2 separate regions of the Mus musculus genome follow, and region 2 is linked to region 1. The links are chromatin loops, found by intact Hi-C in ENCODE. Cell type or tissue: heart. All regions are shown on one strand. Each heading gives the region's core, and the rest is flanking DNA. Links, peaks and the distances in the headings are about the cores only. Region 1 holds the start of Fbxo30 (F-box protein 30). Region 2 holds the start of Epm2a (epilepsy, progressive myoclonic epilepsy, type 2 gene alpha).

Evidence for each region. Peaks named below come from ENCODE experiments on the same cell type or tissue, not always from the same donor. Only the 100,000 strongest peaks of a DNase experiment are listed, where the experiment ranks them.
Region 2: a loop joins it to region 1, with 5 times the contacts of the local background. A loop is called at or near these places in 13 of 42 quality-filtered maps.

Annotation. Positions count from the first base shown.
Region 1 is chr10:11,273,458-11,289,191 of GRCm38, forward strand. Fbxo30 (F-box protein 30) reads left to right here and starts at 7,873. Exons shown (of 3, transcript NM_027968.3): 1 at 7,873-8,043. In heart, for the core only: a CTCF peak has its summit at 7,421 (motif pointing left); DNase peaks (open chromatin) are centred at 7,504, 7,814 and 8,374; H3K4me3 peaks cover 3,225 bases; H3K27ac peaks cover 3,036 bases.
Region 2 is chr10:11,332,888-11,348,621 of GRCm38, forward strand. Epm2a (epilepsy, progressive myoclonic epilepsy, type 2 gene alpha) reads left to right here and starts at 10,558. Exons shown (of 4, transcript NM_010146.2): 1 at 10,558-10,881. The coding sequence starts at 10,584. In heart, for the core only: a CTCF peak has its summit at 12,418 (motif pointing left); a DNase peak (open chromatin) is centred at 10,844; H3K4me3 peaks cover 1,609 bases; H3K27ac peaks cover 1,591 bases.

The DNA.
Region 1 (15,734 bases), core at 3,821-11,820:
TGGAAGCTATTTTGAACAGGAAGGAGTCAGTACTGGGTGACTTCTTGTGGACCTTCTCTCCACCTTAATCTGTAAAATAAAGGCTAGAGCCAACGATTGGGCAGGAGAAGGGAAGGCGAAGCTGAAAGTTTGGGAGAGAAGGAGAGGGAAGAAGAATGACAGAGGTGGTGGAAGGAAAGTGGAGCAGAAGCACATTGTCTGCAGAAACCACAAGTTATAATGGGTCTCTTAGATAGGGAAGAAGGTAGTGTAGTGGTACATCTGCCCAATCTAGGCACGCAGCTTGCATTCACATCGATTGAGCTGTATTTTCTTTGCCTGGGCTTATTTGGGTTGGAGATTTACTGCAACATTTACTCTATAAAAAAATTAAAAATACAAAGAAAAATATCTATGCCAAAACAGACAAGGCAAATATGTATATTCATAGCACATAAGGAGCTGAGTCCATTTGTGGGCAGCTTGGTTGGGAATTCATCAAGACACATGACCACTAAGCTGCTTCTAGCCCAGTAGTATGGGATCCCGAGAAAATTAATTGTTATTAACTGAAGTTCACTAAGTCCAATGCCAACCTTAAAAATGTAGGTTGGTTTAAACTTTGATATATTTTCTCTTTCATTTCTTTCCCCTTATATTTGATATTATAATATCTAGTAATTTTTCATTAACTGTTTTGTGTGTATTTTGTCTGAGTTTTTGTATTTGCACAGGGTATGTGCCTGGTGCCGATGGAGGCCCAAAGAGGCTTCTAATGTATGAATTTTATTTCATGCACTCTTGGTTCAAAATTTTGAAAATACAATTGTATTCAAAGAGGACACTAGTATATATGTATGTAAGATCTTTTCATTAGAGAACTTAAGTTTATGTTCCAATTGACTTTCTAAATTCTCCAAATATGTTTACTTATTAGTTTGAGGTGCGCTAGAAACATACTGTACTGCATTCTGTACTGCAGACTAGCTTTAATGACCCAACAGCATTTCTGCCTTTGGATTTTTAGAATTACAAGCATGAGCCACCATATGCAGTCTTTCAACATGCCTCTCTTCTTCAGTGACAATAGTCAGGAAGGCTCAGAGGCTGAATAAGAACAGGGCTGTTGGACGGAGGGTCACAACTAATGAAGTGGAACAGGACAGCTCAGACCAGTGCAGGAGGCCAGCAGTAGCCATGCCAAAGGAAGCTGTGCCAAGAACATGGGTCACACAGCCAGAGGCAAACAGGTTGGGAGAGGTCAGAGCAATGTGTGGCCTCTCCAGGCAACACAAAACTGTGTCAACCCTTGTGACAGTACATTCTCAAACTGCTTGTATTCCAGTGGCTGACCCTGACTGCACTGGATTTTCACTCCCCAGTGATTCTGAATTACAGTAAAATTCTTAGCCTTTTGCCTCATCAGTAGGTGTTTAGCATTTAATTAATATTAATGAAGAGTTAATGAATACTCATTAGAGGAAATCAGGGTATTTTATCTGTAAACATATACTCATTGGCTTTTATAGGAAACATGGAAAAATGTAAATCTTTTTTTTAAAAGATTTATTTATTATATGTAAGAACACTGCATTTGTCTTCTGACATTCCAGAAGAGGGAGTCAGATCTCATTACAGATGGTTGTGAGCCACCATGTGGTTGCTGGGATTTGAACTCAGGACCTTCAGAAGTGCAGTCAGTGCTCTTAACCGCTAAGCCATCTGTCCAGCCCAAAAATGTAAATCTTAAATGGTTTTTTTCAAGAATATTCTCAAGGACTTCCTATGGTGGGAAATAATTTCTTTGTTATGAGGTTTATGATAAAACTCTACTATAGCATGATTTATTATTTAAATGAATTTGTGTATAAGATGGCACAAATAAGGTCACTATCCCCTAAATCACAAATACAACAAAATACTTTTTTTTTTTTGGTTTTTCGAGACAGGGTTTCTCTGTGTAGCCCTGGCTGCCCTGGAACACACTTTGTAGACCAGACTAGCCTTGAAATCAGAAATCCGCCTGCCTCTGCCTCCTGAGTGCCAGGATTAAAGGCGTGTGTCACCACGCCTGGCAAAATACTTATTCTTAATTAAGTGTATAGGTGTGTATCTGTGTGGTGGCCTGGGGTTGTGCATATAAGTGAAGTGCCAGAAGAAGATCTTACATCTCCTAGAATTGGGGGGTTAAGAGCTGCCCAATGTGGGTACTGAGAACTGAACTCAGGTCTTCCTAAAGTGCAGGAAGGGCTCTTAACAGCTGTCTCTCTGGACCAGTAGATGACTTTCAGAGGTAACTATCAGTAACATTAAAATTGTCTTCGTATTCCACCAATCAGCACCACTGTGAAGAAAGTGTCCTTTTTTTGGTTGTTGTTGTTCCCTCGTGTAGGATCTATTTGTCCCCACTGTCATCACCAGTGTCTCTCCTATTCCACAGAAATTTTTGTCCTTGGCCCACAAATCCCATATGCCAGTAGATGGGTTCTGAATCAAACACTTACTCTTTCCATTGTCAAGGTCTCCTTTAATTATGTATCCCCTTTCTTCTTCCCATACATACAGATATAGTCAAACATTTTTTGTCGTTAAAAAAAAGAAAGAACATGGGGCAGTGGTGGCGTACGCCCAGTAGATCCCAGCACTTGGGAGGCAGAGGCAGGAGGATTTCTGAGTTCGAGGCCAGCCTGGTCTACAGAGTGAGTTCCAGGACAGCCAGGGCTAACCCTGTCTTGGAAAACCAGAAAAAAAAAAAAAAAAAAAGAAAGAAAGAACAAGTTGTTAGGTGAATATAAGTGGGTAGGATGAATATGGGAGGAGTTGGACAGGCAAGTGGGGAATGAATATTATCAAAATACATTGTACAAAATCCTCAAAGAGGGCTGGTGAGATGGCTCAGGGGGTAAGAGCACCCGACTGTTCTTCCAAAGGTCCAAAGTTCAAATCCCAGCAACCACATGGTGGCTCACAACCACCTGTAACAGAGATCTGATGCCCTCTTCTGGTGTGTCTGAAGACAGCTACAGTGTACTTACATATAATAAATAAATAAATCTTTTTAAAAAAATCCTCAAAGAATAAATATATTAAAAATTAAGCATTGAAAGTAAGAAAATTGGCATCTTAAGAAGGTTAAGTTTTATTCAGAAGGAACCACGATCTTTCACCACCTCCCTATCAAATGAAACAATAATTATAGAAGTAGATCCTATAGCGACGTAGGTTGCAATCTACAGAGATCCTGAAGGGAAATATCATAAACACTGAAAACAGAGGCATCAGCTATCTAGTAGTTCATACCTTTCAGCAAAAGGTTCTGTGTCAAAGTGGCATAGAAGCCAAATAGGCAACTAAGTCTTAGTTGTTCTGTGACTGTCAGTGATTAACATCATGACTTGGATAGATGTGTCTTGTATGCCTTTATAGAATGATGGAGCTAATCATCTCTAAGGTACAACTTATTTGGTCTTTCTGGAAAGAATGCACATAGAATCACAGGATCTCAATATCCCATCTCTCTACTTGCTTGAATGTGAAATACAAATAATTGATACACAAGCATGCAAAGTTCTAATTTGGTTATATATGGTTATATAAACTTTGAAATGATTTTAAATATATTATTAAAAACTTGAATGGCTTCTTGGGATGGGTTTAGTTCAATGGTATTTTCCCAGCATGTACATGGGCCTGGGCTGGAATCCCAGTGTGTGGCATGCTGATGTGTGTGTATACTCCCTTCTCAGTATGGCTCCTTCTCAGGGCTTCTGTAATGACTTGAGTATGTTTGGGCCAGGGAGTAGCACCATGGAGGTGTAGCTTGTTGAAGTAGGTGTTGCCTTATAAGAGGAAGTGTGTCACTGTGAAAGTGGGCTTTGAGACTCTCCTCCTAGCTTCCTGGATGCCAGTATTCTGACTTCAGAACAAGATGTAGAACTCTTAGCTCCTCCACACTTAGAGGCTGCCATACTCTTGCCTTGATGATAATGGACTAAATTTCTGAATTTGTAAGCCTGCCCCAATTAAATGTTGTCCTTTATAAGAGTTGTCTTAGTCATGGTGTCTGTTCTAAAACTCTAAGACACCTTCTAAATATTGGAGCTATTTAATTACTTATCCAGATGAGTTCATGACTCTTTTGGAGAAGATCTTGTTTTCTCATGAAAACAGAAAAGAAAAAGAACAATGTCCATATCAGAACTCAAAAGCAGAGATCAGACTCAGACAGTGGGCAACAGGAACCTGCTTTGTGGTCCAAATAGAGCTTTCCTGGCTCAGTGTGCCTGTGATTCCTAGAGCAGGAGGCTGAGGCTGGAAAGGTCTTGCAGACGCCTAGCCCTGCTCATGCTTCAGAGCCCCAGAGCAATGCCTAGGACTTTCCCTCTGTTGCTGCATGGAGAGAAGCTGAACTTATCCTAGTGCAGAGGTCTCAGCATGTTTTATTTTTCAAAGAAAAAAAGATGTATGACTTCATCAAGGGAGAGAAGAAATGGAACCATGTGTTGTTTATAGTATTTCTCTGTATGAATGGGAAGGCAAGGCTACATGTTTCATCCTTAATGTGGCTACTAGGAGTCATGGGTCACAGCAGGCTTAGAGTCTGTCATACTGAAGGGAATATCCCAAGGGACTGAGGGCTAATTAACAAGTTAGCCGTTCAGCACAGAAATCCATTTTAGAGGAAAGCAATACTCTAACAGTTTAAGAACCATGCTATTCCTAGAATTAAGTACCAACTTCTATTTTATCATCTTTTGCATGACTCACTAAAAAGATGTAGCTTTGTTGTGGTGCTTGATTCCCTCTCAGCCCCAGCCATGCACACATGGGGTTTCTGAAAATTCAAAAACATCAGATGGTGTTCATGTAACTAGCTGAATTTCAGAAGCTTTAATAAGAAAAAAAAAAAACCACCACAACAAAACAGAAGATATGGAGCTACTATTTCCTCTACTGCCATGTGCAACAGAACAACATAGAACAACTAGAACAACATAGTATGCTCTTCTGATGCCAACAGTTTCCTCCGAGTCTACTTGTTACACTATGGCATTTTCTTTGCTACCACTCCAGCAGAGTACAGAAAGGATAAAAATGGAATCGAGTTCATTTATGGGCTGTTAAATTTGGTTTCTCCTGTTTAATGTATATTAATTTGTTTCTGCATGAAAAATTTTCGACCTCCTTACCAAGCACAGTTACTATACAGTTACACAGTTTTAGACAGATGAAAGAATAACTATCAACTCCACCTGAGTCTACCTGTTTATTTCCTCACCCCCAGACTTGAGTACCACCAAACGCTAGTCACCTGAAATGCAACACTTTGCAGGCTGAGCTTGGGAGTGGGGCAGGGTAAAATCATTCATTTATTGAGTGCATACATATTCTGTATGCTAGATACTGTACAGATAAGTTTAATCTTATTAACTAAAAACATGGATCACTGATATATACATATTCTTCTTTAGAATATGGTTTAAGAGGTCTGTGGTTCATATAGACAAAACCTGGATCTTCTATTTTCCACAGGATTCAAATTGCTTTGATTACTTATTTAAAACTACGAAGGTTGACTTGAGGCTATAAAGTTTGTCCTTGGGAGGCTTCTTGTAAATTGCAATTATATTTTTTGTACTTCAAATGAATGTGTATTAGAAACATAATTATACCTGGTGAATATTAGATGCTGGGTATTAATATCTAATACTAATCCCAGTTAGTATTACTATCCCGGTTAGTAATGCCTATTCTCTCATGGCTTCACAGCCGCAAATCTGCCTTTACCCACTCACACTTGTCTCTAGCCAAAGGTGCTTTCCTTAATTAGCACATGACTTAAATTTTACTCTTGACTTTTCCATTGCTTTAGCCTCAGGCTTTCCAAATACAGGCTGGTGGTCTAACTGGGCAAGAAAACCTTTTCAAATTAAAGGTGCTATTAGCCTTGACACTGAATAAATGGAAAAACAATTTGTCAGGATTTGTTTAGCCAATTCAATTTTCTCTGAAAACTCCTATCTCTTATAGTTCAGTCTTGCCTGCAGGCTTTATGACTGTGGTCTTATTTTAGCTAGTTTTGTGTATGTATGTGAAGCCAAGGACCAACCCTAGGTCCATTCCTCAGGAACCATCTAACCTACTTTTTGAGAAAGGGCCCTGGGAAGCACTCATAACCACCACTCCACCTGGCTTTTTACATAGCTGCTGGGGATGGAACTCAGGTTCTCTTGCTTGCTCAGCAAAAACTTTACCAACCTTCCCGTCCCATAGTTTTTATAGCATCCCACCATGAAATTGACCTCTAGAAAAAAAATAGGGTACGTATTCTTCCTAAGCCGATGCAAGACTAATTTAAGAACGTGGTAGGGGGGTTGTGCTCCTCTCTTTAAAGAGAGCAGACAGGTCAAACCTGCTACTGCTTATTTGTTTATTTTAAATTGCCAAAGTACCTGTTGCTTTCTGGGTGGCTAAGCCACATAAATGGTAGTTTTGTTCCACAAGTCTAGCCCAAAGTCCACATATACTTCCGAGGACATCTTTGAAGACCTTTGATTCCTGGTAGTCTCTGGTTGCCACTTATGGAAGAGCAGAGGCTTCTGTTTGCCCTGACTCCTACTCAGCTTGAGGTGGGAGATGACCTAGTGTCAACTAGGTGATTTAGAGAGGCAGAAAGCCCCAAAGTACAATCAATCAGTATGGGAATGTTGAAGCTGTAGAGAGCCTTTGGGATTCCCTGCCGCAGTCCCCTTATTTTGCGGAAGGGGATGTAATGGAAGGATGTGTGACTCAATCGCGACCACCTGTCATGCACAAGCAACTCTCCCACCATTTCATCTGTCTGCTTCACTTTTCTTACCTGGCCCCTTTGGGTCTCACGCTCTGGGCTGACCGAAAAGCGCCTACCTCCTACAGCCAAAGCAGGCAAAAAAAAAAAAAAAAAAAAAAAAAAAAAAAAATACAGCGTCCTAAGCACCCCACATATAAGCACTAAATATTTCAAAAATCTGAATGTCTTCATTAAACCAAACCAAACCCCTGACCTTTACAGTGTGCTCAGTCTTAAGCTCCCCAGGGTTTTGTGTAGTTGTATGAAAGTGCTGGTTTTTAAGGTGAAGGACGGTGACTCTCGTGAGCCACCGTTTCCAACAGCTGGGGAGTAAAACTGCAGTCACCAGAACGGCCACCCAAGGGGGTTTTCTCACCTCCGCCCCTCCGCCAGCCAGGGCCAAGGCTCCTTCACGGTGGCTTTGAGGTGGGAGTTGGCAGGAGGCCTCCAGACGGGGTGGGCGTCGGTGACATCACCGTCCCTCAGCCTCACGCCCGGGCCTGGCGGTAGTAACGGGGACGCCTACACGCGGGGTGTGTAGCCCTGGATGGCCACGGGAAAGCTCCGGCCCTAAGACGTTTCCCAGAAGCCGCGCCGCGCCCTCTGGAGGCCGCGTGGCTCGCCCCACCGAAGCCGCCCGCCGCGGGCTGACGAGCAGCAGAGCCCTTACAAGGGGAAACGGGTCACAGAGCAGAGCGGTCACCGAGTCACAGGGCTCGGGCACGTGAGGTGGTGGCAGTTACCACCGACAACGGGGGCTGACCTATTTCCTGCGAGTGCGCGCTAGGAGGACGGGTCGCGCTCCTGGGCCTGCGTCCTCCACAGTGCCACAGGGGCTCGGAGAGTCCTTCCAAAAACAAACAAAAAGCAAAGGCGCGAAAGGCGGACCCGGCAGGGAGCACCAAGGGAGAGGCTGCCCCGTGGGTTCTCTGCGCTCGGCCTGACCGGCACAGGACAGCGTGCGCATCCTCGCCCGCTGTGCGTGCGCGTGCCCGCTCACCCGCTGCCGGGCCGGGGGGCGGGGCGCAGCGGGGCGGGGCGGGGCGCGCGAGGAGGGCGGTGGCGGTTGGAGGCCGAGGAGAAAAGGCGGCGGTCCGGGCAGGGCGGAGGCGCAGAGGATTGGGACGGGACGGGCCCCGTGCGTGGTCCGGTCCGGTGCGGGGACGCTGCGGAGCCGCCGGGCGCTAAGGCCAGAGAAGCCAGGGTTTGAGCGGCGCTTCGGCCCGCGCGGGCTGGTGAGTGTGGCGAGGCCGCGGGAGGCTGGCGCGGGGACGCGGGCGGGCGGGCGGGCAGCGGCCCGGACGGCGCGGGCCCCGGGGGCGGCGGGGCCGGTGGAGTCGGCGCAGTTCAGAGGCTTCCGTCCGGCTGGCCCCGTCCGGGTCGCGCCCGGCCGCCCGTGTGGCCTGCCCTTGAGGCTCCCGGCAAATGGCGCCCCGACCCCCGGGGACGCGGAACCGGGTGAGACCCCCACCTCCGCCCCCACCCCCACTGAGCGCAGAGGAGCCCCGGGGGACCCCGGAATGCGTGGCTCGCACCCTCTGCCTCGTAGGGACTTGAGGAGTTTGGGCGCAAACGGGTTAAAGGACGGCGAGGCATCTCCAAGTGTCTCCGCGGGATAAGCGAAGTTGGTAACTTTTCCATTCATGGAAGTGAGAGGCGCGGAGGCTTAGCTGTGGCCCTGGTTAAAGCGAGACTTAGGGATCACCCCCCCCCCCCCCAAGTTCCTGGGTTCCAGCTCGTGGAGTCCCAGATTGGAAGCAGGACAGGGAACGCACGGCGGATTCAAAGTCACTCGGGGATTACATTTTAACCTCGACGGAGGCCTGTGTTTGCCGCGTTTCTCCTGCTCCCCTCTCCCTTCTTTGAGTCCCGTGGTAAATCCCGGATAAAATAGATGCTTGGGAAGGAATTGACCTTTTCTTCCATGATTGCTTTGTTGACTGTGATCCAAGATGAAGTTATTTACGGGCATTCTGGTATCAAAGAGGGTTAACGTTTTTAAAACGAAGTCTCAAAAAGTTTCTGAGGTTCTTTTTTTTATTTGTTCCCTGCTAAATTTCAGGCAAAGTAAGTTACATTAACACGCTCTGCACGCTTTTATGTTAGTTTTCCCAAACAATCCTGTGTTGACTGACAAAGAGACAAAGGATACCATGAAGTATCCCTGTTTGATTTTTCTAAAGCATACAGTTTCGTTGAATCACTCTTCTTTATGCTTAGTCACTGTTTCTTGCTGTAGTAGTTTAGTTGAGGACAACATGTTTTGCTAACTTCTTAGATCACCAGTTTATACCCGATACTTAACATAGGGACATAAGCTTTTGTGTGTGTGTGTGTGTGATTCTAGAAATAGTAGGTGTTTTATGAATGATATAAGAAAACTGGAACTCTAATATTTCTGAATGTTTAGATTTAGGTTTAAAGGGTTTTTTGTTTATTTTTTGTCTTAAAATATAAAATACTTAAATAAAATATTCTTTTAAAAGTAATATTGCATAAAATAATTGCTAACACTTCCCATATGGCTTGAGAGGTGCTTTAAGGGCAGACAAACAGGCTTTAGTTAATGTGTTTACTGTTTGATATAGCATGTTTCTAAAATCTAACGCTTGGATAATCTTCTAAATAAGATTTTAAAACTGCTGTTTATTTAATAAAAGGAATTACTCTTGCTGGGCATTTTCCTGGAGAATATTTTTGCATTTATGTATTCAGTGATAAGAATTGTAAGTTTAAAAGGCTGAATAAATATTACATTTCATATTAGTTACGATGGGATAGAAGAGGGTCAGCTTGAAGTAGTTCCTATATGAATAGGAAAATGTTAGTCTGAATACACCTCCCTCAAAATGTGGGTTTTTTTTTTTTTTTAAACAAAATAGGTTGGGTTTTTTGTTTTTGTTTTTTGTTTTTTTTTGGTTTGTCTTTTTTTTTTTTTTTTTTTTTTTTTAACAGAATGGTTAATGTTAGCACTGGGTAGAGTGGTTCCTCATATAACAGTAAACTTTATAAATTTAAGTAACATTTAAAAGTAGTTGTATATAAATCTGGCTATTGTGTAAAGCAGAGTGACTCCATTTGTGAGTAACTATATTTACTGTTGAACACAGAAATAACTGTAATAAACTTTCAGAAATTCAGTATTGCTTTCTAGGTCCAATAATTGCCTCAAAGTCAAAAGCTGAGGCTTCCTGGAAGCCTCTTCTTGCCATCTTAGACTGAGTCCTTCCTGCCGCTTGACTAGATCTGGTTCCATCTATGTATTCATTTAAATAGGTTCTCATCTGAGTATCATTTAATTTCTGATCCAAGTCCATGATTTTTTTTTCATTTGTGTATTTAGGGGAGAAAATTGTGAGTAGTTAAAACTTTTATTTAAAAATTTTTAACCATGACCAGGTTTAGAAATGACAGCTGTTTGTTTTGATTATATTACATCTGGAGGGATAAGAACATGAACATAAATTTCCATCTCGTTAGCTCATTTTTATATAAAACCAGAAGCAAAGTTTAATAAAATAATTAGAATATAACTTGTTTAGCCATGTGCCTGGTTAGCCTCAGTTGTCAAGTTGACAAAACCTTGAGTCTGAGAGAAGAAGCCTCAATTGAGGAATTGCCTAGGTCATTCTGGCCTGTGAGGCTGTCGGTGCTGGACTGTCTTTAATTGATGTAGGAGGACCTAGCCCTCTGTGGGCAGTCCCATCCCTAGGTAGATGGCCCTGGACTATTTAGGAAAGCTAGCTGAGCATCGGACAGTGAGCAAGCAAAAAAGCAGCATTCCCTCATGGCTTCTGCTCGAGTTCCTACCGCCTGCTCTGGATGCACTGTGACCTGGGAGTGTCAGCAGAAGCAGACCTTTTCCTCCCTGTACTTGTTTTTGGTCCCCGTGTTTTATGTATTGCCTCAGCAGTATAATGAAGGTAGAAAATCAGTGGATTGGGTGTGTGTGCACCATGAGTTGGGGATTTGGTGGGAATTTTAATTTTCCTCATGTGGAGTGGTGAGGCTTTGACCATTCTCTGTTTGTTGTGCTTTGTTTTTACTGTGCTCAATGCAGAATCCAAGCCCTTGCATCTGGTAGGCAAGTGCTCTACTGCTGAGCTCCCTGTCTGGCCTCCACCACCATCACCATCCTTTAAAAGCAGATAAAATAACTGAGGTATAGATTTGTTAACTTCAAAACTAAATGCACCTATTTGATTAGTGGGTCAGCAAGTACTTCTGTTTATTACGTACTAGTACCTCTGACTATACAAAAGATAAGATTTTTCTTAGACAAATTAGACAAGACTGCTTCCATATCAGCCTTACATTAGAACATGTTAGTAGAATTGTTTCCCTAATAACACACACATGTGATGCTAAGCAAAGGCTACGCTGATGCCACTTCAGACTTTGAGGTCATTTTTCTTCACGCCCTGCTCAGGCCCCTGCACGTGTACAGGCATCAACCAATACCTTTCTTTTCAAACCTAGAGCTTTTCCCTATATTCAGTTCTCTAAGGTTGGTTTTTGTTTTTGTTTTTTATTTGAAGGTCAAAATTGAAGTTACTGTTTGATTTATTTTTTCTTTGATTGGCTTTTATGAAATGTTAGGTTTTATAGTCGTATAAGATGCCTGGGACATATTAGGTGATGCTTAATGTTTGAGCACCATTAACTCTGCATGGCTAACTGATGTATTTTGTTTTAAATTAATTTTCTAATGCTAGATATGTACAGGTTTTTTTTTTTTTATCATGTCATGGTGTATTTTCCATGAAATCAAGGATGTCTGAGAATTTATTTTCTTTTCTTTCTTCTTTTATTCATGTATTTACACAAGTGCATATGAAATTGAAGCACAGTTGTGAACTCGGGGAACATAAGAGTTTAGGGGCAGGCATACTTTGGGTGTTCTTAGAGATTATAGTTTTCCTATAGAGCTGGTTATTTAAAAAAAAAAAAGAAAAGATTTATTTTCAGTTGTCCCTAGCACTGCCATAGAAAGTACAGCACAGAAGAGCATCTGTTTTGTAAGAGATCCATGCCTTGTCTTAGGTTCTAGGGGAAGGTCACAAGCTGAAACTAAGGTTGACACACATGGCGCATGGTGAGGGAAAGATGTGTGTCTGTGTGTGTGTCTTTGAGACAGGTAGACATTGGAAACACCCTCAGTTGTATTAACTTTTTCTTAGCATCTTTTAAAATTGTGCTAGTTTATGATTATGTCATCTTGTAGATTTTTGTGACGTTTGTGAAACAGTAGAAGCCACTGTCTTTGTGCCTTGAGTAAGAAGCTCTTGTTTCCTTGTGTGGGAAATGGCGCGTTTAAGGGTTGCTAGTCAGCCATGGAGTAGGAGTTGGCAAACAAAAACTGCTAGAGAAAACTGAAATTATTGTAATTAAAGTTACATCATATACAAATAATTTTTTGTCTAATGAAACTTTTTTAATAATTCTTTTAAGTGTAGCCTACTAGAAATTGATTTGGGTATGTTTAAAAAATGCCATTGAGTTTAATGAAGCACATCTCAAAGTTGAAGCCATAATTTTAACGAAACGTTTTCTACCAGGTCTGGTGGGCCACTATTTAAGGATAAATTAAGGATTGAACTTTTAAACACCTGTAACACAGGATTCATGAACAACTTAAAATACCTTGTGAAGGCATTTTAAATTTTATAATAGTGACCATGATTCAAAACAGGGTGGATTTGGAAGCGCTTTAAAGTTTGAAAGCTAGACTCTCTTTCCAGAAAGGCTATTGGCTATTACTGAACTTTCTTTTTTCTTCTTTTTTTCTTTTTTTTCCCGAGACAGGGTTTCTCTGTGTAGCCCTGGCTGTTCTGGAACTCACTCCGTAGACCAGGCTGGTCTCGAACCCATAAATCTGCCTGCCTCTGCCTCCCAAGTGCTGGGATTAAAGGCATGCACCACCACCGCCCGGCCTGAACTTTCTTTTTTTTTTTTTTTTTTTTTTTTTTCCGGCCTGAACTTTCTTATTTCTTTGTATATTTAACTATAAAACAGGCTTGACCTAGACATGTCAAGAATGGTTAAATTCATATGTTCATATTTAAAACATATGGTCAAAGCAGTGTAATGTGGTGTAATAATTATAAAGAGCTAAAAGATTTTAGCTCTAACTAGCTCTAATCACAAGGTGATTAGGTGTTAGAATAAACTACAAGCAAAATTGTGTAATTTTCATTTGTCAAAGAACATCTTAGAATTGAATCACCAGTTGTTGAAGAGCTGCCTCATGCTCTTAAATTTTTATATGTAAACATGTCTGCTAGTCCACAAACAGTGATAAGATATATGTTTAAGTCCCCTCCTCTGTCACTTACCTAGATAGATGACTTTGGGCAGCCACTTAATACTATTGAACACAATTTTTCTCTGAGTTGTAAGAAATTGACTTAGTATTTGTTAAGGATAAAAGAAGTGTGTATTTGATATTAATCCTTTTTCTAAGTCTACTTCAAAAAGCAATAAACTACTATGTAATGTTCCTCTGGCTACATCTTTATGACATTTTTATTGAGGGAGTAATGTGAAAGAGGCTACTTACTGTGAGACTCAAGAGCCTTTTGCATTCACCTTTGCATGTGAGTCAGAACTGCAGTGCTTACTTTAAACACTTTTCAATGAAGGAATATCAAGCTGTGCTCTGCCTGGTGTGATTGGGTGACAGTGTGGATAATATCATAAAGTGTCCCCACCACACTAAGTTCCAAACCACTGCTTGTGTTTTTAGATTTCTCTCTTAATAACAGTCAAGTTTAACCTCTAGCATGTGAAATAAGCTCAGCCTTATTGCAAAATAAGAAAGCTCCAGCTATTTTCACACTCTAACCCCGCCTCAGTAAGGCTTGTCTTAATTCTTATTAAGCATTTTCATTACTTCATTATAAATATTTGCCATAAATAGTATATCTTTTCCTCTTGTGGTTCTTTTAGTACAACCAGTTTAAATTTAGAGTAAACATTTGCCTGTGGATTTTGTGAGAAAATAATATTAAAAGTATTCATTCAATTCATTGTTATTTATTTATTTTAAAGATTTATTTACATTATTATATCTAAGTACACTGTAGCTGTCTTCAGGAGCATCAGATCTCAATCCGAATGGTAGTGAGCCATCATGTGGTTGCTAGGATTCAAACTCGGGACTTTCAGAAGAGCAGTCAGTGCTTTTAACCACTGAGCCATCTCTCCAGCCCTCATTGTGATTTACTTATAAACACAATTACACATAATTTGGTGTTGAATGTGTTACCGTTTTCCATATCATCATTGAACAAACATTACATTATCAACTCAAGACTGTTCTACTAGAAGGGCTCTGTTAATACCAGCTTAGCTTTAATTATTCCTGTGTGAGGAATAGGAGTCCTCAACCAGAGAGAAAGTTGTTACAATTTGTGGAATGATTACCTACCTGAAACCAAGCTAGAATTTATCTAAATACATGCCAGAGATTTAGCAGCCATATGTAGTCAACGAAGAAAATAGGCTACAGTGTTTTGTTTTGTTTTGTTTTAATATTGTATACTACAGTATAATTAAGTTTGGAAAATGCTCAGTTGAATTGTCTCTTCAGTCTACAATGGAAGAGGCTATTTATTTTGAAATACAAGAGCGGTCTGCATCAGGAAATAGCTCTAGAGGTCTGGAGTTTGGAAGATTTTTAGGCAGGATGTATAGATGAGTTTTCACCCTATAGACGGTAAATGAAAGTTGGAAAAACCTGACACACCCAGAAAGAATGCATAGTGTGAACAAAAAATGACATGAAATCCTGAAGAAAAGTACTATTTAAAGAGAGAGACCATGTATGAAGAGACATAAAAGGGAAATTGCTTAAGTATGATAACCCGGAAGTAAGGAAAGGATTAATAGTCCAAAAGGAGTTAGTAATTCTAATGATACAGCAACGGTGATGAGCTGGAGGAGGAAAGAATAAAACTTAGGTGATGCCTGCAAAAGATGAGAATTATTTAACTTCTCACCACTAATAGAAACAAAGAAAGCAATTAAAGATTTAGGGGGAAAAATGCATTGAAGAAGCACAGTTATAATTAAATTGGCATATTTTGCTTTTGCTTTCTCTTATTTTTGGTATAAACTTTGCTTGATGAAATGTTAAAATGAATCAGTTTTAAGATGAGAGTGTGTCTATAATCCCTCTTGTTTTTTGTTTTTTTTTTTTTTAAAAGATTTATTTATTTATTATATGTAAGTACACTGTAGCTGTCCTCAGATACTCAAGAGGGCATCAGATTTTGTTACGGATGGTTGTGAGCCACCATGTGGTTGCTGGGATTTGAACTCGGGACCTTCGGAAGAGCAGTCAACTTAACCACTGAGCCATCCACTGAGCCATCTCGCCAGCCCCACCCCTCTTGTTATTTAATAGATAACTGCTTCTCTACCCTTAAACTATTAGTGATAATCACTTCCTAAACTTACTAAATGACTGAGCTCCATTGACAAGCACATACCACTCATAATTGGCCCAATTCCCATTTGGCTTCATTTTTCAGAAATTTATAGCATATCATCACAATCCATTAATATTAGGAATTCTGAACGTTTTGTCAATTCATATGCTGTTTCTTTAGAAGCGAATGTCTCACTCTTTTAAAACTTACCTGGCCTAGCCCTTTCCTATGTGAATAATCATCTCTGTGCTACCATTTTCCATGTATTGATTCCATAATATGAAATTATCCAGTATTTTCCTGATACACTTGCTGTATATTTTAGTTAAGCCTTTGGTAATTTGTAGAATTGATTATGACCATATGAAGAGGTCAGTAGATAAAGTAGATAAACATGAATTCATTTGTTTTGCAGGGAGGAAAGAAACTAATGAAATTTTGGCTAAATGTCATAATGAAATGCAGACTATTCTCCACGACATGATGAGAGACCT
Region 2 (15,734 bases), core at 7,735-15,734, 63 kb after region 1:
CCTATGATTTAAAGTCAAATCCCCCTAGGTACGAAAATAATTTGTACAGGCTTGTTGATAATTTTAAAATTTCCCCAGGGGTTTATCTGTCATTTTTAGGGATGAAATTGGTCATAGGAAATTACAAGACATTCATTTTCTGTTAAAAGATGAAAGAGAATAATATTTGAACATACTTGGAAGACTGGTGAGATTACGCGATGGATCAAAGTGCTTGCTGTCAAGTTTGATGACCTGACTTCAATCCCCAAGACCCATATGGTGGAAAGAGAGAATTGAGCCCTGATACACACACACACACACACACACACACACACACACACACACACACACACCTACCTGAAAAAAATACACACAGATTTAAACGCATTTGTTAGTAAAATCAATGCCTTTTAGCATGTGACTTTCCCCCCTGCTTCTTGTAGACTGAGCCCTTCTGTTTCCTTGCATCTAAAAATGGGGATAAGATTGTAGTTACCTTGTAGGAGTATTGAGAGTCAAATGAAATAATCTAAGAAGAAAATCCTTGTCTGACTCATAATAAGGTCTCAGTTGCTATTTCTATGGTTGATATAGTCAAATGATTGACAGTCAAAATTTGATTGAGGCCTTGACAGATGTTGCCTAATCCATAATTTGGTATTCTCTTTTTGACTTACTCTTTTCTTGTTATACAGTGTAACTAACCATCAAATTTTCACCCTGCTTAGATCCATGACTTAAAAAAAAATCACATATTTTGTTTAGTGGCTGAGAAGGGTGTTGCAGGATTTTCCTTGTCCAATTACATTAGGGCAGCAGGAAGCCTGTGAATGGACAGGGAAAAGGGAGGCGGAGCTAAGGGTTGCAGAGACAGCCTCTCAGGAGAGGGAAGGGAGAAAGAGAATGGAGGTGGGCTTGAACCATCATGGTTTGAAACAGCCTCAGGTAGCTATGCTATCCAAAGGTTAGAATAATTGGGATAAAGCTTGTATTATTATCAATTGGCTCTAAAATTATTGTATTGGCATCTTATAAATTGCGATTTTATTGATACATGTATCTGATTGATTAATTATAAGCTTTAAGAGTTTTGATTCTACCGGGTAAATGAGTGTTGTGTTGGCTGACCATGGGTGGATGGTCATTGCATGGCAGCAGGAGGAACTCGGGGGCACCCAGACCTCTGGAGAGTTGGCAGGCAGAGAGACTGCAGAGCTGAGATCACCCAGCTGGAACCCTGTGGCCTGCTGATGCTAGTGCTGGCTCTCTTTTAAAATTTTTCCTGAGACAGAAGGGTTTATCTTCCAATGGTTAAAACATCTAATCTCTTTGTGATGAAAAGGAAGAAAAAAGTAAAGTCCTTTGAACCATCATTGTTTTCTCTTTCTGCCAGTATTTCACTTATGAGTGAGCTGGGTTCACTCTGGAGGTCTGGCAGGAAAAATTCCATGTGAAAGCCCCATGGTACAGGCAGCACCACACACAAGAGTTAGAGCCTGCTTCCTGCAGAACTGAATCACTGAAATCTGAATTCCAAAAAAGACAGGTAGTCCTCTTTGCATAGCCAAATGACAATTGTCATAAATTCATTGTTTTTAATAGCTGAGCAGTACTCCATTGTGTAAATGTACCACATTTTCTGTATCCATTCCTCTGTTGAGGGGCATCTGGGTTCTTTCCAACTTCTGGCTATTATAAATAAAGCTGCTATGAACATAGTGGAGCATGTGTCCTTATTACAGGTTGGAACATCTTCTGGATATATGCCCAGGAGAGGTATTGCGGGATCCTCCGGGAGTACTATGTCCAATTTTCTGAGCACCCGCCAGACTGATTTCCAGAGTGGTTGTACAAGCTTGCAATCCCACCAACAATGGAGGAGTGTTTCTCTTTCTCCATATCCTCGACAGCATCTGCTGTCACCTTAATTTTTTAACTTAGTCATTCTGACTGGTGTGAGGTGGAATCTCAGGGTTGTTTTAATTTGCATTTCCCTGATGATTAAATGTTGAACATTTTGTCAGGTGCTTCTCAGCATTCAGTATTCCTCAGTTGAGATTTCTTTGTTTAGCTCTATAACCCATTTTTAATGGTGTTATTTGATTTTCTGGAGTCTAACTTCTTGAGTTCTTTGTATATATTGGAAATTAGTCCCCTATCTGATTTAGGATTGGTAAAGATCCTTTCCCAATCTGTTGGTGGTCTTTTGGCCTTATTGATAGTATCTTTTGCGTTACAGAAGCTTTGCAATTTTATGAGGTCCCATTTGTCAATTCTCAATTTTACAGCACAAGCCAATGCTGTTCTGTTCAGGAATTTTCCCCGTTCCCATATCTTTGAGGCTTTTCCCCACTTTCTCCTCTATAAGTTTTAGTGCCTCTGGTTTTAATGTGGAGTTCCTTGATCCACTTAGACTTGAGCTTTGTACAAGAAGATAAGAATGGATCAATTCCCATTCTTCTACATGATGACCACCAGTTGAGCCAGCACCATTTGTTGAAAATGCTGTCTTTTTTCCACTGGATGGCTTTTGCTCCTTTGTCAAAGATCAAGTGACCATAAGTGTGTGGGTTCATTTCTGGGTCTTCAATTCTATTCCATTGATCTACCTGTATGTCACTGTACCCGTACTATGCAGTTTTTAATCACAAGTGCTCTGTAGTACAGCTTGATGTCAGGCATGGTGATTCCATCAGAGGTTCTTTTATTGTTGAGAATAGTTTTTGCTATCCTAGGTTTTTTATTATTCCAGATGAATTTGCAAATTGCCCTTTCTAAGTAAGTAAGAATTAAGTTGGAATTTTGATGGGGATTGCATTGAATCTGTAGACTGCTTTCGGCAGGATAGCCATTTTTACTATATTGATCCTGCCAATCCATGAGCATGGGAGATCTTTCCATTTTCTGAGATCTTCAGTTTCTTTCTTCAGAGACTAGAAGTTCTTCTCATACAGATCTTTCACTTCCTTATTTAGAGTCACACCAAGGTATTTTTATATTATTTGTGACTATTGTGAAGGGTGTTGTTTTCCTAATTTCTTTCTCAGCCTGTTTATCCTTTGTGTAGAGAAAGGCCACTGATTTGTTTGAGTTAATTTTATATCCAGTTACTGCACTGAAGCTGTTTATCAGGTTTAGGAGTTTTCTGATGGAATTTTTAGGGTCACTTATATATACTATCATATCATCTGCAAATAGTGATATTTTGACTTCTTCCTTTCCAACTTGTATCCCCTTGACCTCCTTTTGCTGTCTCATTGTTTTAGCCAGGACTTCAAGTACTATATTGAATAGGTAGGGAGAAAGTGGACAGCCTCGTCTAGTGCCTGATTTTAGTGGGATTGCTTCAAGTTTCTCTCCATTTACTTTGATGTTGGCTACTGGTTTGCTGTAGATTGCTCTTATTATGTTTAGGTATGGGCCTTGGATTCCTGATCTTTCCAAGACTTTTATTATGTATGGGTGTTGCATTTTGTCAAATGCTTTCTCAGCATTTAACAAGATGATCATGTGGTTTTTTTTCCCCTTTGAGTTTGTTTATAAAGTGTATTAGGTTGATGGATTTTTGTATATTAAACCTTCCCTGCTTCTCTGAAATGAAGCTCACTTGGTCATGATGGATGATCGTTTTGATGTATTCTTGAATTCTGTTTGTGAGAATTTTGTTGAGTACTTTTGCATCGCTATTCATAAGGGAAATTGGTCTGAAGTTCTCTGTCTTTGTTGGGTCTTTATGTGGTTTAGGTATCAGAGTACTTGTGGCTTAATAGAACGAATTGGGTAGAGTACCTTCTGTTTCTATGTTGTGGAATAGTTTGAGGAGAATTTGAATTAAGCCTTCTTTGAAGGTCTGATAGAACTCTGCACTAAACCCATCTGGTCCTGGGCTTTTTTTGGTTGGGAGACTATTAATGACTGCTTCTATTTCTTTAGGGGATATGGGACTGTTTAGATCATTAGTCTGATCCTGATTTAACTTTGGTACCTGGTATCTGTCTAGAAAATTGTCCATTTAATCCAGGTTTTCTAGTTTTGTTGAGTATAGCCTTTTGTAGTAGGAGCTGATGATGTTTTGGATTTCCTCAGGTTCTGTTGTTATGTCTCCCTTTTCATTTCTGATTTTGTTAATTAGGATACTGTCCCTGTGCCTTCTAGTTAGTCTGGCTAAGGGTTTATCGATCTTGTTATTTTTCTCAAAAAACCCAGGTCCTACTTTGGTTGATTCTTTGTGTAGTTCTTTTTATTTCTACTTGGTTGATTTCAGCCCTGAGTTTGATTATTTCCTGCCATCTACTACTCTTGGATGAATTTGCTTCCTTTTGTTGTAGAGCTTCTAGGTGTGCTGTCAAGCTGCTAGTGTACACTCTCTTTAGTTTCTTTTTGGAAGCACTCAGAGCTATGAGTTTTCCTCTTAGGACTGCCTTCATTGTGTGCCATATGTTTGGGTATGTTGTGACTTAATTTTCATTAAACTCTAAAAAGTCTTTCATTTCTTTCTTTCTTTGTAACTTGACCAAGTTATCATTGAGAAGAGTGTTGTTCAGCTTCCATGTGAATGTTGGCTTTCTATTATTTATGTTGTTATTGAAGATCAGCCTTAGTCCGTGGTGATCTGATAGGATGCATGGGATAATCTCAATATTTTTGTATCTGTTGAGACCTGTTTTATGACCAGTTCTATGGTCAATTTTGGAGAGGGTACCATGAGATGTTTGTTTTAGGATAAAATGTTCTGTAGATATCTGTCAGATCCATTTGTTTCATAACTTCTGTTAGTTTCACTGTGTCCCTGTTTAGTTTCTGTTTCCATGATCTGTCCATTGGTGAAAGTGGTGTGTTGAAGTCTCCCACTATTATTGTGTGAGGTACAATGTGTGCTTTGAGATTTACTAAAGTTTCTTTAAAGAATGTGGCTGCCCTTGTATTTGGAGCATAGATATTCAGAATTGATAGTTTCTCTTGGAGGATTTTACCTTTGATGAGAATGAAGTGCCCCTCCTTGTCTTTTTTGATGACTTTGGGTTGGAAGTCAATCTTATCAGATATTAGGATGGCTACTCCGGCTTGTTTCTTCATACCATTTGCTTGGAAAATTGTTTTCCAGCCTTCCATTCTGAGGTAGTGTCTATCTTTTTCTCTGATATGAGTTTCCTGTAAGCAGCAAAATGTTGGGTCTTGTTTGTGTAGCCAGTTTGTTAGTCTATGTCTTTTTATTGGGGAGTTGAGACCATTGATATTAAGGGATATTAAGGAAAAGTAATTGTTGGTTCCTGTTATTTTTGTTGTTAAAGTTGGAATTCTGTTCTTGTAGCTGTCTTCTTTTAGGTTTGTTGAGGGATTACCTTCTTGTTTTTTCTAGGGTGAGGTTCCTGTCCTTGTATTGGTTTTTTTTTTTTTTTTTCTGTTATTATCCTTTGAAGGGCTAGATTCGTGGAAAGATAATGTGTGAATTTGGTTTTGTCGTGGAATACTTTGGTTTCTCCATCTATGGTAATTGAGAGTTTGGCTGGGTATAGTAGCCTGGGCTGGAGTTTGTGTTCTCTTAGTGTCTGTATAACATCTCTCCAGGCTCTTCTGGCTTTCATAGTCTCTGGTGAAAAGTCTGGTGTAATTCTGATAGGAGAAAAATAAAATAAAGGCATAGAATTATAGAAAGTTTGGAAATGTAAGTTAAACACTATTAAGTTAAACCAAAGTTTTAACCAAAGAATGATGTTTTTAACCAAATTATAACCAAATGACATTATGATCTAGCATCTATAAACAGAGATGTCTACAGAAAGTAAATTATGTTTTATCCCTTTTACCAGTCATGTTCATATTTTCCCTAAAATGCTTTTCTAATTCTCTATGAAGATTTCCAAGGGCAGTGTAATTTTTAACAGTTTCGAACTTCCGTTGTGTTAGGATCGTAGTTTGTGTAGTTGTTAAGTTTTGTAGATATAGCACTCCTTGAATAAGGCTGAATAGAAAATTGGGCATTTGGGGGGAGAACACATGTTTTCAGCACCATGGCTCATCTTAGACTCTCAGGGCAACCCTGGAAGTAGGTAGAACCATCTCACTAGGTATATAACAGAATAAGAAAACAAAAACTTATTAACTATGCAGCAAAATGTTGAGTCACTGTTTATGTAGCCAGTCTGCTATTCTATGTCTTTTTATTGGAGAATTGAGTCCATTGATAAGAGATATTGAAGAAAAGTAATTGTTGCTTCCTGTCATATGTGTTGTTAGAGTTGGGATTCTGTTCTTGTGGCTGTCTTCTTTCAGGTTTGTTGAAGGATTACTTTCTTGCTTTTTCTAGGGTGTAGTTTCCATCCTTGTGTTGGTGTTTTCCCTTTATTATCCTTTGAAGGGCTGGATTCATGGAAAGATATTGTGTGAACTTGGTTTTGTCATGGAATACTTTGGTTTCTCTGTCTATGGTAATTGAGAGTTTTGCTGGTTATAGTTGCCTGGGCTGGCATTTGTGTTCTCTTAGTGTCTGTATAACATCTGCCCAGGATCTTCTGGCTTTCATATCTCTGGTGAGAAGTCTGGTGTAAATCTAATAGGTCTTCCTTTATATGTTACTTGACCTTTTTCCCTTATTGCTTTTAATATTCTATCTTTATTTAGTGCATTTGTTTTTCTGATTATTATGTGTCGGGAGGAATTTCTTTTCTGGTCCAGTCTATTTGTGTTGGGTCCGGCCTGCGGCTCTCATGTCCGGGTTCGAATCTGGAAGGCATCTTGGAACTGAAAGAAAAGAGGGAGCCTAGGCGGGTTGAGAAATAATGGAACCAAGACATGCTAGTCTGCTCAAGGTTCAAATGTTTAATGGCAGACATGCTTTATAAAGGAGGGGGGAAAGTCCATTCTCGTCAATTCATCCTTGTAGCCTGGAACCAGCTGCAGGTGATGACATTCAGGAGCTGAGCTCCTCGTCTACCCAAGTACAAACATTTCTCAATCTGAGCACTCTGCCAGAGTCCTGGCCCAAAGATTATCCCTATTTTGAAGTATCTGTAAAGACCTGTTTTCCTGGGTTCGCTCCTGCCACATGTTTTTTAGAATGACTCCAACTCTGAGTTACCAATTTTAAGCTAACTTTCTATTACAAGCAAAGGGCTACCTGCCCCTTTAAGAGCTGCATTTGGAATCAGCTCCCAATAGGGCTTTTCCAGTACACTAGCACTTTTCTAAATTTTCACATAGCTCTAAACACATACACAAAACACATAAAACAGAAACCAACAGATTCAGACATATGCAACCCTTTCTCATCTTCCATGAGCAGGCAAAAGAATTAGAAGGGTAAGCTTCCATTTCATAAACAAAACTTGGTCCCTCTGACCAATCTCCAGAGACTGCCAGAGGTCTCTGGCTCTCCCTACTCCCCAGGGCATCCCCTGGGGAGGTAGTGGTCTTCCTAGCACATCTGCTGACCACAGTCCTCCTGTCCTTACAGCCCAAAGGGACAGCTGCAGATACCAATCACACATTTCTGAAAACCCCATCGTCTATAAACACCAGAGAAACCAAACTCAGGCGGATCTATACTCAGACTACACCATGTTTCAGAGACACGGGACGAAACACAGACAACAAACCAACACAATGAGCACATGTTCGTTTCAGGAAACATAAGACACACACTCAGAACAAAGACACCGGCCGGCATGCACACAAGAGGGCATTCCCTGATTTTCTCTGTCCCTGGGTGAGTTTCAAAATCCACTTTCCTCCAGCCTGATGCAGTTTTCAACTGCTGCCATCCACCTGATTATTAAGTCCCTTTTATTAAACCCTTTTATTTCTCTCGCCTAAAAAAGCAGCTTCTGGAAGCCAACTGCCTGCCTGCTGAGTTCCTAGTTCCCGATAACTCACTGCTGAACCTAAGTGAATCCAGCGCTGGTTTAGCGCTGTTCCAGCTTAACCCGTACCAACCTTCTCCAGTACGAATTTTCTTTAATTCTTTTCTTCTTCCATGGAGCTCCAAACCATCAGTGCTTCTTCCAAATGTCCTCTGCCTATCACAGGTCCCGCGTTGGTTCACCAAATTGTTGGGTCCGGCCTGCGGCTCTCATGTTCGGGTTCGAGTCTGGAAGGCATCTTGGAACTGAAAGAAAAGAGGGAGCCTAGGCGGGTTGAGAAATAATGGAACCAAGACATGCTAGTCTGCTCAAGGTTCAAATGTTTAATGGCGGACACGCTTTATAAAGGAGGGGAGAAAGTCCATTTCTGCCAATTCATCCTTGGAGCCTGGAACCAGCTGCAGGTGATGATGTGCAGGATAGGGCAGGATAGGGGGGCCTCTCAGCAAGTAGCAGTATCTTGAAGAGGAACAGTGACAGTGGCTCAACAATAGAGTGATCTAGGGAAGAAGGCTCCACCCTAGATAATCTCCTTAGTGGCAGCAAGGTCAAGTTCTGGCTCAGCCTGCTTCAGGCTTGAGGGAGGCTACATATTTGGAGTTCTGTAGGCTTCTTGTTCATGGACATCTATTTCTTTAGGTCAGGGAAGTTTTCTTCTATAATTTTGTTGAAGATATTTACTGGCCCTTTTAAGTTGAAAATCTTCATTCTCATCTATACCTCTTATCCTTAGGTTTGGTCTTCTCTTTGTGTCCTGGATTTCGTGGATGTTTTGAGTTAGGATCTTTTTGCATTTTCTTTGATTGTTGTGTCTATGTTTTCTATGGAATCTTCTGCACCTGTGAGTCTCTCTTCCATCTCTTGTATTCTGTTGCTGATGGTTCTTGATTTCTTTTCTAGAATTTCTATCTCTAGAGTTGTCTCCCTTTGGGTTTTCTTCATTGTTTCTACTTCTATTTTTAGATCTTGAATAGTTTTGTTCAGTTCCATCACTGTTTGGTTGTGTTTTCCTGTAATTCTTTAAGGGATTTTTGTGTTTCCTGTTTAAGGACCTGTTTAGCAGTGTTTTCCTGTATTTTTTTCAGGGATTTTTGTGCTTCCTCTTTAAGGACTTCTACCTGTTTAGCAGTGTACTCTTGTATTTCTTTAAGTGAGTTATTAAGGCCCTTCTTAAAATCCTCTACCAGCATCATGAGATATGATTTTAAATCTGAATCTTGTTTTCGCATGTGTTGGGGTATCCAGGACTTGCTGTGGTGGGAGTACTGGGTTCTGATGATGCCAAGTGTTCTTGTTTCTGTTAGTAAGATTCTTATGTTTGTCTTTCGCCATCTGATAATCTCTGGTGTTAGATGTTCTAGCTGTGTCTTGCTGGAGTTTTTTCCTCCTGTGATTCTGTTAGCCTCTGTCAGCACTCCTGGGAGTCCAACTCTTCTCCTGAGGTTAGAGCACTCTGCAAGCAAGCTTTTCTCTTGCAGGGAAGATGCACAGAGGTCTGGAGTTCAGCTCTGCCTCCTGGCTAAGGATGAGGCATGAAGGGGCCCTGTCTAAGAAGCTCTGTTGCTTTTGAGGCCCTCCTGTTTTCCTGCTCAGACTGGTCTCTGAGATACCAGGGATACAAGTTGGCTTTCTCACCTTCGAGTCATGGGGTCAGGGCCCTCTCTGGTTGCTGACTCTCCTCAGTGATCCTAAGATCCTGGGTGTGCTAGGGCACCTGCATCATGGAGAGTTCTCTGGGGACCTTGGGAAGGTCTGCGGAGTTCGTGCCCAAGGTGGCCTGGGGCTCGCACTGACCAGAACGAACCCCAGCCACTCCAGACATTTCTTTATTCATATTAATAACAAGTTGAAGCAGCCTCCTCTGCTCCCAGAGGCCAAATAATGACACAGTTGTTTCTTGACCTAAAGTGCTAATATTTGCAAGAAGCAACTTTTATTTATTTTTCTGTTTTTTTTCCCCAAGAAGAAAATTTAAATAGGTTTTTATCACACACACACACACACACACGCACACACACACACATACACACACACAGTAGCTGGGCACTGGTGATGCAGGTTTGTAATCCAAGGAGCAGAGGCAGGAGAATCTCAAGAGTTTGTGGCCAGTCTGATTTCCACAGTGAGACCTTGTTTCTAAACTTTGTCATCTCACAAACAAGGTTTTCTCTTTTTTTTGATCTTGAGATCAACTTATACACGCTAAAAAGAGGAGGCTGAAATTTTGTTTTTCTCTTTAGTCCCTTTAGGCAAGGGAAAGTATTTTGTGTGTTTGATGAACGCTGGGTTTTTGTGTATTGAGTGGAGGGTCTCTAAAGAACATTATTCATATGTATTATTCCCACGTTATAATCAGAGGCCCATAAGGACTAAATGTTGGGGTGCTTGAATGAGGGTTACAGGTAAATCTTGGATCGGCAACTTCACTGAGGCTGGAGGTTCAGGCTAGACAACTCTTTCTTCCTTTGTTGACTTAGTAAAAGTGATTTCAGATCTCTGGGAAGACGACAGGACAATGTCGGGGTGTCGTTTTCCTCCCTCCTAGGTCCAGTGTGGGTCTCAGCCTCTCGCGAGCCCCGAATGCCCGCTTCCTGCGGCTGCAGCTCCACGGCGCCTGGGAACCCTGATCCCACGGCCGCGTGACCGGGCCACAAACGCGCGGCGCTGCACGTCTCGCGCCGCCCCGGAGCTCGCGCCGCCGCCGCTGCCGCTCGCCAGGCTCCCAGGACTCGGGCCACCGCCATGCTCTTCCGCTTCGGCGTGGTGGTGCCGCCCGCGGTGGCCGGCGCTCGGCAGGAGCTGCTGCTCGCCGGCTCGCGGCCCGAGTTAGGGCGCTGGGAGCCGCACGGCGCCGTGCGTCTCAGGCCCGCGGGTACCGCGGCGGGCGCCGCTGCGCTGGCGCTGCAGGAGCCCGGCCTGTGGCTCGCCGAGGTGGAGCTGGAGGCGTACGAGGAGGCCGGCGGGGCGGAGCCGGGCCGCGTTGACACGTTCTGGTACAAGTTCCTGCAGCGCGAGCCTGGAGGCGAGCTGCACTGGGAAGGTACTGCGCTCCCCGGCCCGAGGCCCGCACCCCGCAGCTCCCCGTGCACCCCGGCCGCGGCCTCGGGGGCGCGCAGCCCGCAGCTCGCGCGCCCCCGCAGCTCCCCGTGCACTTAACTGTTGGCCACCGCTCGCCCACCATCTTGACCCTACCCGGTTGCACAGCGATGCCCTGGTCCGGATCAAGACCCAGTTCCGAGGGTCTCCTGCCTTAGGCCTCTCTCTAATCCACTCCGAAGTGGCCCACCCCACACTACAAGGGGCCGCTTGCTGGAGGGAATTTTCCCTTAGATTTTTGAGACCGAATCGTGGGAAATAGCAAGCTCCTCCCCCAAAGTCAGGTCACCGCGATAGAAGACAATTGAGACATGACTTGATTTCTTAAAATATGTAAAGAGTAATATCGGTTGTAAAGAAATAATAAAAGTAAATAGCCACTTGTGATAGCACAAATCTGTAATCTCAGTACTTGGGAGGTTGAGGCAGGAGGATTGCTGGGAGTTCCCAGCCAGCCAAGGCTACAAAGTGAGAACTTGTTCCACAAAAATATTATAATAAGAATATATGATTGAAAGCAGCATTTCCACCATACAAAACCTAAACATATTGCCTGCATGCGCGCGTGTGTGTGTAACTGTTTGAACAAATATTGTACAATATATAATTTTGAGTATTTATTTTTTCTTTAACAATATTAATATAGCTCAGACTTATTTGCATACAGGTGTGTTTTACTTTTTAAGTGAAAAAAAAAAATACTGTGCAGCTGTTACTGTGCATTAAGGTTCCTTTTGGTTTTCGAGATTCTTGGATTGGAATCCAAGTGCGGTTTTCTTTCTAGCATTTGGAAATGTTTCTGTACAATGGATTTGGACAAGCCAAAATGTCGCCACTTTACGTTTCAGTAAGGAATGTGTTGAAAAATCCGTAGCAGCGTGTCCACCGACCACGCTGGGTGGATCGAGACAGCCTTTTCTGTGAAGGCAATGGGCGTGGTGGCAAACTGAACGTGTGTGGCTCAGTGGTTCTCAGAGTCCCGTGGAGGGAATGAATGCTTCTTGAGAAATTCGTATGGGCAGACAACCAGGCCATTAGCCAGTTCTTGTGGAAAACAAGAATGCAGAATAACAAAAAAACGAGACCCAAGAAAAGCACGTGGTTTACTGGGATCTGTTTATTCCCTTTGCTGGTCTTTTTGGCCACTCTTGGGTTTGATGGTCAGCTAGCACTTCATTATGTCAGATGTGAGAGCTGCCTGCCTTTGGCTGTCCTCCCTTTGCAGTGCATTTCTACTAATGTCACTGTGTCCTTTTTCCACAGTAAAATTACATCTGATAATTTTAATAACGGTGCGTGGTGTACTAGAGCACCCATTTCCAGGTCTCCTCCTTTATCAGCGTTTCTAATACCCCCAAAGTGCTGATGGTTGGGTTGCTATTTCTTAATGCATTCACTTTAACTTGTCTGTTTTCAATTTTTCTGCAGGTTACCACATACATTATATGTAGCTTGCAAAAAAGAGTATCTATTGACACCTACTGGAAATGCATAAAATTAGCAACTGTACATGCTATAAAATATAAAGAATTTAGTCCATTATCCCTGCTGGCTTTAATACCCTTATTTTAAATTATAGATGTGATATTGACTTTTATTTTATAGAGTTCATTTTATCCTATTAGAGACATTTCTTTTTAAAAAAGATTTCTAAAATAATACACACACCCCACTTATTCTCTGTACTCTGACTTGTTTTTTGAGTTAAGTTTCATGTGTTCATGTTCTGTTTTCTCAGTTATCAGGACCTTCTTGTAGATGGGTAGGTTGGTTCTGAGGATTGGAAATTAACAAGGAGATGCTGTCTTTAAGAGCATGGATAACTGTGTGGGAGGGGCTAAACTGTCTAACCCAGGAATATGGTTTGTTAGACCAGGGCAGATTAATGTGAGGCAATGCATGTACAGGTAGCCTGTAGCTGGTAGCATCCCTCCTTCCTCAGCTTCCAGAGTGCTGTGAAAGTTGTGAACCACTGTGCTTAGTACTTTTGCTATTGTCATTGCAAACCAAGACCTTGTACTCGCAGTCAAAAAAAAAAAAAAAAGGAGGCCTGGTATGGTGATGTATGTCTTAAAGCCCAGCACTCAAGAGTTCAAAAGCCAGCCTGGTGTACAAAGTGAGTTCCAGGATATCCAGAGCTACATAGAGACCCCATCTCAAAAACACCAAATTACTAAGTAAATAAAAGGGGGAAAATGAATTTCCAGAAGCAGACTCTGTCTCTGGATGAGTAAAGTCTCATTTCTTCACTATACTATAATACTAGCATTTTTACACAGGAGTACGCACCCAGTCCCCAGCAACCCTGAGCCAAAGAGGTTGGTTTCCTCATTAGCACAGACTAGAAAACCAGAACATAGTGGAGGTTCTTAGACTCTGCTGAGGAAGGTGGACAGAAGAAAAGGGAGAATTAAAAAGTGGACGCTTAAGGAAACTGAGGTAGAGCTGGAGAGATGGCTCAGCGGTTAAGAACACTGGCTGCTTGTTCTTCCAGAGGTCCTGAGTTCAATTCCCAGCAACCACATGTCTAGAGTAGACATACTGAGGATCCAGTATATGCTGGAGTTGGTCCATGGAGGTCGAGATTTATAAGCCAACTTATGTGAGTTTTTTTTTTCCCCTCTCTTCCTCTTGGGCAGACTGATTTACATAGGACCACCATATATTTTATTGAATAAGAGACAAGTGCCGTCCCTTTTGGCAGCCAGCAAGTTGAGAGCCCATCAGTTGTATAGGAACACTGAAGCTAGGAAGGTGAGTTGGTCTTGAAGGAGTGGTAGGGCCAAGGTTGACTGTTGGATGGTTTCTGCCAACTGGGTAGAGATCTACTGACATAAATATAAACTGTGACACCCCCCAGTGCCCCCCCCCAGCTCTGCATCCAGATCTCTATCAGCTACTGAGGTTGCCAAACCTATCCTACTCATGACTGAGAAAGTCACAGTCCACTGGTTTCTGTGTGTGATTTGGAGCAGAATGTAAACTTCCTCATTGATGTGTAGGGTGATTTGAAGAAGCATGGAGGCGCATATGGCATTCCTCCGTGATGTAGAGGGTGAGTTAGGGATTAGTTATTACTGTGGAATACAAAGGTGGCTCTTCTTCACTCAAGACTCTAAAACTATCTTATTTGAAATATAAAGTACAAAAACATAAGCTTCCACAAAATGTACAACATTGTAACTCTGCCAGACTTCCAGACAAAATTAGGAGTATTCAATCCATCATCCTTCCCAGACCAGTCAGAAGTTCTTAGATATGAATAACTTCCCGACACTGTGTCATCAGGAAAAACATCCAGTTGTATACCTTAGGACTGAAACTGAGTTTTTAAAAAAAGACCTAGGAAAGGAGTAGGGGAGTCTGCTGTTGCGAGCACAGCGCAGCAGTGTATGTTAGGGAGTGAGGAGGTGGAGAATCCGTCAGTTCTGTTCCTGGCAAGGGTTTACTTCAGAGGAATCATTATTTAGGCCGAGGCTAATATATATTCAAGAATGTAAACTTCTTTTCCTTTGGATTATCTGAAGACAAACTCTTAAAGTAGATGACTAAAACTACAGCCAAATCTGTCCCAGTGCTACATAAAAGGCAATGGAATCTAGACAAACCTGCCAGTTGTAAATTAAGGTTTATTTGAAAGGAAGGGGATAGATGGATGAAGGAAATTTTATTCTATACTCGCATATTCACAAAGTAGAACATTTTATATTTAAACTCCTTTTTTATTTATAGTATCTTTGCTCAACTACATCTACCTTACTAGAATTACATTTTACCCATTCATTTTAAACATTGAGAAAGAAAATGTACTTTTTAATTTAAACAAAAGTCAAACCCAATCCACTCTTAGTCCAGGCTTTCAGGTGTGTAGGGACTACAGTCAGGTCTAGAGAGCAATAGATGAGTCTTACCACACAATGCTAATATTTCATCTTTGGTCTAGCCATCTAGAAGGTCACCATCCAATATTAAACAATTAATCTACTGAACAGCAGCAATAACGACATTTGTCTCTTTAAAAGGAAAATCAACTTAAAGTTTGTACAGATGAAACACTAAAAATATTTTATCTATCAAAACATCCCTGTGGGTCTCACCTCTGCAAGACTGACATAATTTAATTACTTAATATAAAATAGAAAAATAGGCTCAGTTTGTATCTAAAAGAATGCTGAACTGGAGGGTATTGTCCTCAGAGACTAGGAGAAGAAGGAAAATTCTGGAGGAATGGATGAAGGCAGTGGAAAGGCTTAGTTTAGCCAATATCCTTGCCCAATAAAGGGGCTGGGCAGCTAGGTATGAAGAAGAAGACACGGACTATCAGATGGCTGCAGAGGGAACAGTGGAGGGGACCTATGACTAGAGGGGTCATCAGCACCCCTGAGGTCTGAGAAGTGTGTTTGTCAGAGTAAGCAGGAAGTATGGCTCAAGTGGCACCCATATTAATTAATAATGACAGAGACTTTTTCTCTGTACAGTTTCTCTATCTGTGCTTCTGTGGTAACCTTGATGGCCTTGTTAGAGGCTGAGGTCCTAGGGCAGTGCTGGTCTTCAGTTTCTAGGCCAAGAAGATCTAAGAGGTTTTCCTGGGGAGGAGGAACTTGGGGTACTGACCTTCCTTGAAAAGAAGTGACTGTTCACTGTCTCACCCATCCACAGTTCAGACAAGGTCCCGGTGGCAGGCAAAGGATGAAGACAGTCCTTTCCCCAGTGGCCAGTGTTGTTGCTACACTTGAAGCAAGTTCCAAGTGGGGTCTGTGGGTGACCCATATTCTTCAGAGGTAGTCTCAGGGCTGC